3 separate regions of the Homo sapiens genome follow, and all the other regions are linked to region 1. Evidence: chromatin loops called from intact Hi-C (ENCODE). Cell type or tissue: Caco-2. All regions are shown on one strand. Region 1 has its middle 110 kb from the start of MIR297. Region 2 has its middle 14 kb from the start of PITX2. Region 3 overlaps PITX2 (paired like homeodomain 2).

Region 1 (2,500 bases):
TGCACAGCCTGGTCTCAAACTCCTGGCCTCAAACTCCTGGCCTCAAGTGATCCTCATGCCTCGGCCTCCCTGGCCCTGCATCTGGCTCTTAGAAGAGCATTTCTTAAAACCAAAAAAACCCACACATCATGAAGAAAAACACTGAGATATTTAATTATTTCAAAATAATAAAAATCTCTGTATATAAAAAAGTTATATAAAAATAGGAAAATATAAAGTAAAACTATCCCAGATATTTGGGATGCATATAAGTGATAAAGAATTAATGTACAACAAATGAAGGATTTCTACAGATTGAGAAGAAAAGGATATATGAACCAATAAAATAGGTAAAGGATATGAACAGGGACTTCACAGAAGAGGCAAACTAATATAGCAAGTAAACAGATCAAGAGATGCTTAGAACCATGAAATTTATATTAAGCAATGATAAGATATTATTTTACATCTATTGGGTTGGCAGAAATTGAAAGTCTGGAAAATATCAAGTGTTGCTGAGTATGTGGAGCAGTGGGAACTTTCATGCACTGCTTGTGTGAATATAATTTGGTGCAATAACCTTAGGGAATATTTTAGCATTCTAGTAAATTGTAGAAGGCACATATTCTAAGTCACATTCCAGGAAAGGTTAGAAAATGGAGATGATGATTAGTGGATAAAAGAAATACTCTATCCTGGCTGTTCTATACAAGGCAATAAAGAAAGATACTAAATGAAGTAGAGGCATATGTATCAACAGGTATACATCTAGAAAACCCAATGATAAGTGAAAATGTAAGATGCATAATCATACAGAGAATGATATCATTTACAAAATTTAAAACATACTGTATACTGTTTTTAGATAAATATATACTTAGTAAAACATATACATGTGAAATATACATGCCAATTTCAGGATATTGGTCAAGTCTGTAGAGGGAAGAAAAGAGAAATGTGGCCTGGGGTGGGTTCAAAGGGGATTCGACTCTACTTGTAATATTTCCTCTTTTAAAAATGAAAACACAGCAACATGTTAAGAGTTCGTGAAGCTCATCATATTCTATGCATTTTTTGTTTGCTTGAAATATTTAAATTTTCAAAAATTTTTTAGTCAACCATTAGATTTTCATGTTTATTAAAAATTACTAAACATTAAATTTTGTAAACTTGTAATCAAATGGATTATGCAGTATTAAGAAGTTGAGGTTATTAAAATTTAGAGGCTGAGAGGAGCAGCCCAGCAGAGGTGGAATCAGACCCCCAGGAAGGGGACCCTGGACGACTGGAGTGATGTTTCTGAGGGGGAATCATGAGGCTGGAATGGGAATATGAGAACCACAAATGGGAGTCGCTTGCTACTACTGGAATAAACAGCCACTACCAGGTTGAAGCAACATTTCTGAGGTCATCCTAGAGAAACAGGAAGGACCCAGTGCCTTCTCCTGTCTTTCAGCCTCCCTCTGGTGCCCCCTAACGTCAGAGCATAACAGGGAGCAGCTGGCAAAGCAGAAATAAGTCTTAAGAGTTTTCAGAATCACACCCTAGAATCACAAAACAGAGTAGAGAGCATGGTTTTAAAGCTGAGTACCTTAGTAACTTAGTATATTTCTCAGTCACTTCACAGAACCTCCTGTCTATCCCAACCTCCAGAATATCACTTCATAATGGTAAAGAATAGAGGATGCTTGTTCTTCCACGAGCCATCTAATATGGTTCTGCAAGAAGTCAGCATTCTTCTAGCCTCTTCCTGCTGCTTCCTTGCAGGCAATTTCACTTCTACCCCATGTAAGCGCGTGTTTATTAATAAACCCTTTATTTTATTTTGTTTAGGTCTTCCACACATTTCATTCCCCACCCCACAAAAACTTTGGCAAGTAACTCAGCCTTTCTCTGTACTTCAACCCCTGCCATGATCTGGAGGGATAACAGTGTCTATGTGAAAGCCCATGAGAGACCCAGCTTCTCAGCTCCTCCATCTCGTGGACTCCAACTCCTCCAATCCAGCTTCACAAAAGCAACCCAGCTCTGTGGTCTCACGTTTGATTTTGTGATTCCTGAACACCCTCCTATTGTCAAATATTCATTACATGTTCTCTGCTTTTTTAGAATAACTACATGATCTTTTATCTCTCGCAGACTCTTTCTTCTATTTAGCTTGTTTTCTTACTCCATGAAATCACTACTGTCTTCCTCTAACTCTTCACTTTTCTCCATGTCTACCTATGCTTCTCTGGGTTTACTATTTTCCTTACTTGCCTTAGACCATAAGAACAGCACTTTAATGATATTGTTATAGTTACCTTTGCTTCCTCTCCTCTGCCTTACTCTCTCATTATAGATGTAGATCAGCACTCCTGGATTTTTAGTGAAGAGATCTAGATTCTTTGCTCCCGCACCAGGAAGGCTGCTGGGCCACTCCAGATTCTACCTTTTTCAGCCAAGAGTCTTGAAAGTATAGTCTGCCTTTGCTATTTCCACGTCTTCATCTCTACCCACTGCAGTCTATCTATTGCTTTGC
Region 2 (2,500 bases), 330 kb before region 1:
CTAAATTGCTTAAGAAAGTAAAGTGGTTAAACTGGAAAAGAGGAACATATTTCGGAGGTTTAGAATCGAAAATTTTTTTCTTAATCTCCAGCTGGAAAATAATTCTCTGCATCCATTTAAAGTGTATCTCCTGAAGTGCCAGATTGGAGTTGACTGGTGATCAATTTAAAGGAGTTACAATCCAAAGAAATGGTGAGAGCTTGGCATCCAGGCCTGGCTCCCAGGTAATTCGCTTGGGCCTGAGAGGTCACTAACTGCCAGTTAAGATGGAATCTTTTTCTTTTCTTTTTTTTCCCAATGGATAACAATGGGAAGGGGGCTAATCTTCCAGTAGCTGAAACTTTGTACCCAGCCCTTTATCTTGAGAATGCTAATCCTTGGCCCGAGGATTTGTTCCTGCAGTGTTGGCACCGAGATTTAAGGGAAGATACCTCGTTTTAAATGCCAGCCACGGTCTGGCTTCCCTCTCGACTTCAGCACCCTGTAGATTGTTAGTGTCTGTGGCGGGGGACGAAAGGAACAGGGCTTTGCAAGGTCTGTTTGCCGACTGCGTTACCTTGGGCGAAACTTAGCCCCAAAAGCCACAAATCACCTACGGTGAAGATTCTCCGAAGTGGAACAAATTTCCAGACTCGCATTATCTCACATCCCTGCGGGATAGATGGCCTCCACTTACCGGCTACCGGGAGAGAGCTGCTGTCTCCGCGTCCCACTGCTTCCCGGGGCGATTTCCAGCGAGCCGAGCCTCCGGCTGCACGGCAAGCGCCCGAAAGCCGGGCCTGAGAGGACTGCAGGGCTCCTGAGGGTGCCAAGTTCCGAAGGAGTCCACGGGTGCACTGGGGCCTCCGAAATCTAGCCGCCACTGGCAGTTTCTTTCTGCTCCTCTCCAGCTTTCTCGCTCGGTCTCGCACTCTCTCTCCTCTCCCTCCCTCTCATCCCTCTCTCTTCCCTCTGCTCCTACTCCGTGTGGGGAGTGACGTGACGTCAGCAGAGATTCCACCAAACTCCACTGCACAGTGGCGCGCGGGCGGCCGGCCGAGCCCGGCTGCGCGGCTGGCGATCCAGGAGCGAGCACAGCGCCCGGGCGAGCGCCGGGGGGAGCGAGCAGGGGCGACGAGAAACGAGGCAGGGGAGGGAAGCAGATGCCAGCGGGCCGAAGAGTCGGGAGCCGGAGCCGGGAGAGCGAAAGGAGAGGGGACCTGGCGGGGCACTTAGGAGCCAACCGAGGAGCAGGAGCACGGACTCCCACTGTGGAAAGGAGGACCAGAAGGGAGGATGGGATGGAAGAGAAGAAAAAGCAATCTGCGCCAACCCGGCAGCCCTAATAAATCAAAGGGGGAGCGCCAGGGCAGCGGGGAGACAGAAACGTACTTTTGGGGAGCAAATCAGGACGGGCTGGGAGGAAGCGACAGGGAAAGTGGCCCAAGAGACGGAACAAAGGACAATGTTCATGGGGTTGTTTGGGACGAGGCGTGTGGAGTGTGGGTGTGAGCGTGCGTGTGTGACCTTCTTTCAGGCCTGCAGAGTTGAGGAAAGAGGTCACAGCAAAGAGGGACTGCGGAGGGAGGAAAGTGAGAGACCGGTAGAGGGCGGGAGTGGAGGTGGGCGCGGTGGGGATGGGAGAGGATGAGTGAAGAGAAATCTAGAAGAATGGAGTGAGCTAGTGGGAGAGGGTGGGAGGGCCACAGCCGGGAGCGAACGAGCTAGGCTTGTCAGCTGGGGAAGGCCGGGACGCTGGGCCCAGCTTAGCTGGGACACCGCGCCCGAGGTCAAGGCGGGTGGACCAGGCATGCTGAGAGTGTCGGCGCACAGGTGGGCACGGCCACGCACTGACCCAGTGTTCACGAAGGGTTTGCACTGGACAAGGCTCAGACGCTCATAGAGTCTAGAATTTCCTCTGCTGTACCTACATTCAACAAGTTCACCCTGGGTCACGGATATCTCATTTTTTAAAATGACGAGGTTAAGGTTCCTGGCGAGGATGGTATTAAATTGCACGGGATAGAAGTGGGGGTGGGGGAGAGAGTTTCCCTCAAGTCCACATTTGCTCCTGCAAAGCAAAGAGTATGTGAAATTACAGGGCATATTCTCACTCGAAAAGTGTGCCTTACTTCTGAACCCTGATTTTCTGATTTCTTGACTTGAGCAAAGATGTGTATTTTGGTAGTGAGCAGAATATTTTGGCTCTGTCCTGCCTCTGAGTGGAAGGACTATAAATATAATTCGCCTGGAGGACCAGGTGTGAAGGCTTCTGCCAGGCATATGGGACAATGTTTTTTCAATCTCAAGGGCATCCTGTTAATGTATGTTTTTGGAAAGTGCCGGAACACAGCCATTGCTCCTGGATTCGGATTTTCCCACCAATATTAATTCCTGCTTGAGAGCAAAACTCAGGCCCGCTATTAAAAAGACATCTCTTTGGTCCCTAATTGAGAATAAAGTTCCCTCTAAAAGTTGTATTGCTCTTCCTAAATCAATATACCAATACTCGCAATTTTAG
Region 3 (2,500 bases), 350 kb before region 1:
AAAACCCATAGACTCTGTCTTTAATTACTTGCCATTTCTACCCTAGGCCATCTAAACTTTGCTCAGGCGAGAAGAGTACGTGAGAGGCCCGTTCCCTTGATGTGCAAGAGAGCTAATGAAAGACTGACCTTGCTCAAAACCACGCCGCCCAGGACCCAGCTCTGGCTCTGGACAGTTAAACTAAAACCATTTTCAACTTCTTCCCGGCCTTTTATCCACCAGCATAGCCTCATGCCTTGCACAAATGCCACCCAGAGAGTGTCTTCATTCCCTCTGATTTGGGAGAGCATTTTGGTCTTTATTCTTTTTATCGTTGTTTTCTTCTTTTTGTTTGCTCTGCTCTAACCGGGGGCTTTATTTTTTCTACCCAGAGCACTTAATTTTTTTTTTTTAACAGCAAAGCCTCTGGATGCCGCTTGATTTGCTTGATTCTGTTTTCTGCTTCCAGAATCCTAACAAATTTGGAATCTTCCACCGACCAGCATAAACCAGGACGTTGCTATTGGGTTATTTATTTGAGCTCATTTTTGCCAATCCATAAAGTACAGATTTGCTACAAAGTTAAGGTAAGCCCTTTTTACAAAACTATGATTATAATTTAGAAGAGGGGGTGTGAGTTTCAATTTCCAGAGTTCAACTCCTGAGAGAAGATAAATAAACCAAGCAGAAAAGTCTTTCTTCTTTTTTTCTTTCTCCTTCTAAGAGGACTAGTAGTTGTGTATTAAAACTTTGCTCCCGGAGATCACAAAACTAGGAAATAGGGTGTGTGGGAGAGACCTGAATGGCCGAAACAACCGTAAAGAAGGTGTAAGAAGCGCGAGCCCAGGAGGGAAAAAGCTGGGCCAGGGCCGGGACAAAGGTTTCCCAGGGAGGGCCAACTCTTCCGTGTCTCTGGCGGGTTTTCCTTGTTAAAGGCTCACAGGTTGGAGCCTGTTCGCGGCTCTTGGCCTGGTAGGGATTTTATTAGCTCTGCTCTGGCAACTGCAAGCCAGGAACACAATGTCCTGTGCAGGGGATTGCCCATGCAGCCCAGCTCGTGAGATCGCGGGATGGCGGGGCAGTGAGCCGGTGCCGCTCTGGGAGCCTGAGCCAGGGCGGCAGTCCTGTCGGCCTCGGAGAGGGAACTGTAATCTCGCAACCAGGCCGCCGCGAGGCCTTCTGCCTTTGCAAAGCTGCGCCCCACCGGCGCCCTCCCAGGCGGCGCTGCCTTCCACATTCTCTCCTGGTCTACTTGGCCTGTACCTCCACAACATCCTCCCCCCATCCCTCCCAGACTCCGTGCTGGCTCCTACCCGGACTCGGGCTTCCGTAAGGTTGGTCCACACAGCGATTTCTTCGCGTGTGGACATGTCCGGGTAGCGGTTCCTCTGGAAAGTGGCCTCCAGCTCCTGGAGCTGCTGGCTGGTAAAGTGAGTCCGCTGCCGCCTTTGCCGCTTCTTCTTAGACGGGTCCTCGGCGCCCACGTCCTCATTCTTCCCCTGCTGGCTTTTATCTTTCTCTGAAAACGAAACACACACACTTTCCCGTCAGCATGCCCACCTGCAACGCGGACGCCAACTGGACCGGCGGCAGAAGCCGTGGAAGAGCTGGGCTGCCTGGCGCCGGAGGAGGGTGCGCGCGGCGGCTCCGGGCCGCGAGGAGCGCTGCGCCTGTGGGGTGTGCAGGCGCAAGTGTGGGTGTCCGCGCCCCATTTCCTCCCCTCCCCCAGCGCCGCACGTTTTATTTACATGTTTATCTCACTGCAGCGGCACATTCACTTTTATAGCCTGTGCTTTCAAGTATATTTATACACCTCTGCGCAGACACACCAAATCTCCTGGGACGCGCACACGCGCGTGGTTTACAGACCCCCCTCCCCCTCGCAGAAAGCTCAGATTTCCATGCGGTTTGGGAAGGCTAGGAAAAGATGTGGGGATTCGGTTGGGCACCGAAGTTCGCCGGCCCTTTCCCAAAAAAAAAAAAAAAATGCCTCTTCGCGAAGGGCATTTCTGAGTGGTTTCAGGCAATTTCCTAACGAGTGGAGCTCCTCGGGAGCTGAAAGCCGAGAGGAAAACAGGGACAGAGGTCGGCGGCCTCTGAAGGTCCTCGAATCAAGATGCTGGGATTTTTGTGACCCAGGAAACAGAAGGGAGGCCAGGGTACGAATAGAGAGGGCGGCAGAATTGCTCGCGCCCTTAGCGCCCCAGGAGCCGGGCCGGTCGAGGGAGAACTAAAGGGATGCGGGGTAGTCAAAATTCCGGCTCCCGGAAGTTCTGCGGGGAGCCAGGCGAACGACCACTCCCACCACGCCTCCCCCCGGAGGGGCTGACTTCCTTGGGGCGAGAGGGAGCGGGTGGCGCAGAGCAGCTGAGCGGGAATGTCTGCAGGGCGGCGCGGCGCCTTACCTGCGGCCTCCGGGCTGGAGGTGTCGGAGATGGTGTGCACCTCCAGCCTGTGCTTGGAGGAGTCCAGCGACCGGGGCTGACCGGGAGCCAGAACCGAAGCCATGGCTAACGGCTGG

Evidence for each region. Hi-C counts contacts between places; a loop is a spot of excess contacts. Peaks named below come from ENCODE experiments on the same cell type or tissue, not always from the same donor. Only the 100,000 strongest peaks of a DNase experiment are listed, where the experiment ranks them.
Region 2: a loop joins it to region 1, with 3 times the contacts of the local background. A loop is called at or near these places in 18 of 110 quality-filtered maps.
Region 3: it touches region 1 in a loop (6-fold over the local background); 18 of 110 quality-filtered maps call a loop at or near these places.

The regions. Positions count from the first base shown.
Region 1 is chr4:110,969,405-110,971,904 of GRCh38, forward strand. No RefSeq gene overlaps it. Among named protein-coding and RNA genes, the nearest start is that of MIR297, 110 kb to the left of the region's middle. In Caco-2, a CTCF peak has its summit at 1,450 (motif pointing left); a DNase peak (open chromatin) is centred at 1,437.
Region 2 is chr4:110,636,105-110,638,604 of GRCh38, forward strand. It overlaps a transcript of PITX2 not described here. Among named protein-coding and RNA genes, the nearest start is that of PITX2, 14 kb to the left of the region's middle. RefSeq lists an enhancer at 1,757-2,257. In Caco-2, no CTCF peak of the experiment used is centred here; DNase peaks (open chromatin) are centred at 517, 977 and 1,567; H3K4me3 peaks cover 1,870 bases.
Region 3 is chr4:110,619,872-110,622,371 of GRCh38, forward strand. It overlaps PITX2 (paired like homeodomain 2), which reads right to left. Exons shown (of 3, transcript NM_000325.6): 1 at 2,385-2,500; 2 at 1,293-1,498. Among named protein-coding and RNA genes, the nearest start is that of PITX2, 2.0 kb to the right of the region's middle. RefSeq lists enhancers at 1-507, 1,162-1,814. In Caco-2, no CTCF peak of the experiment used is centred here; DNase peaks (open chromatin) are centred at 1,190 and 2,470; H3K4me3 peaks cover 1,639 bases.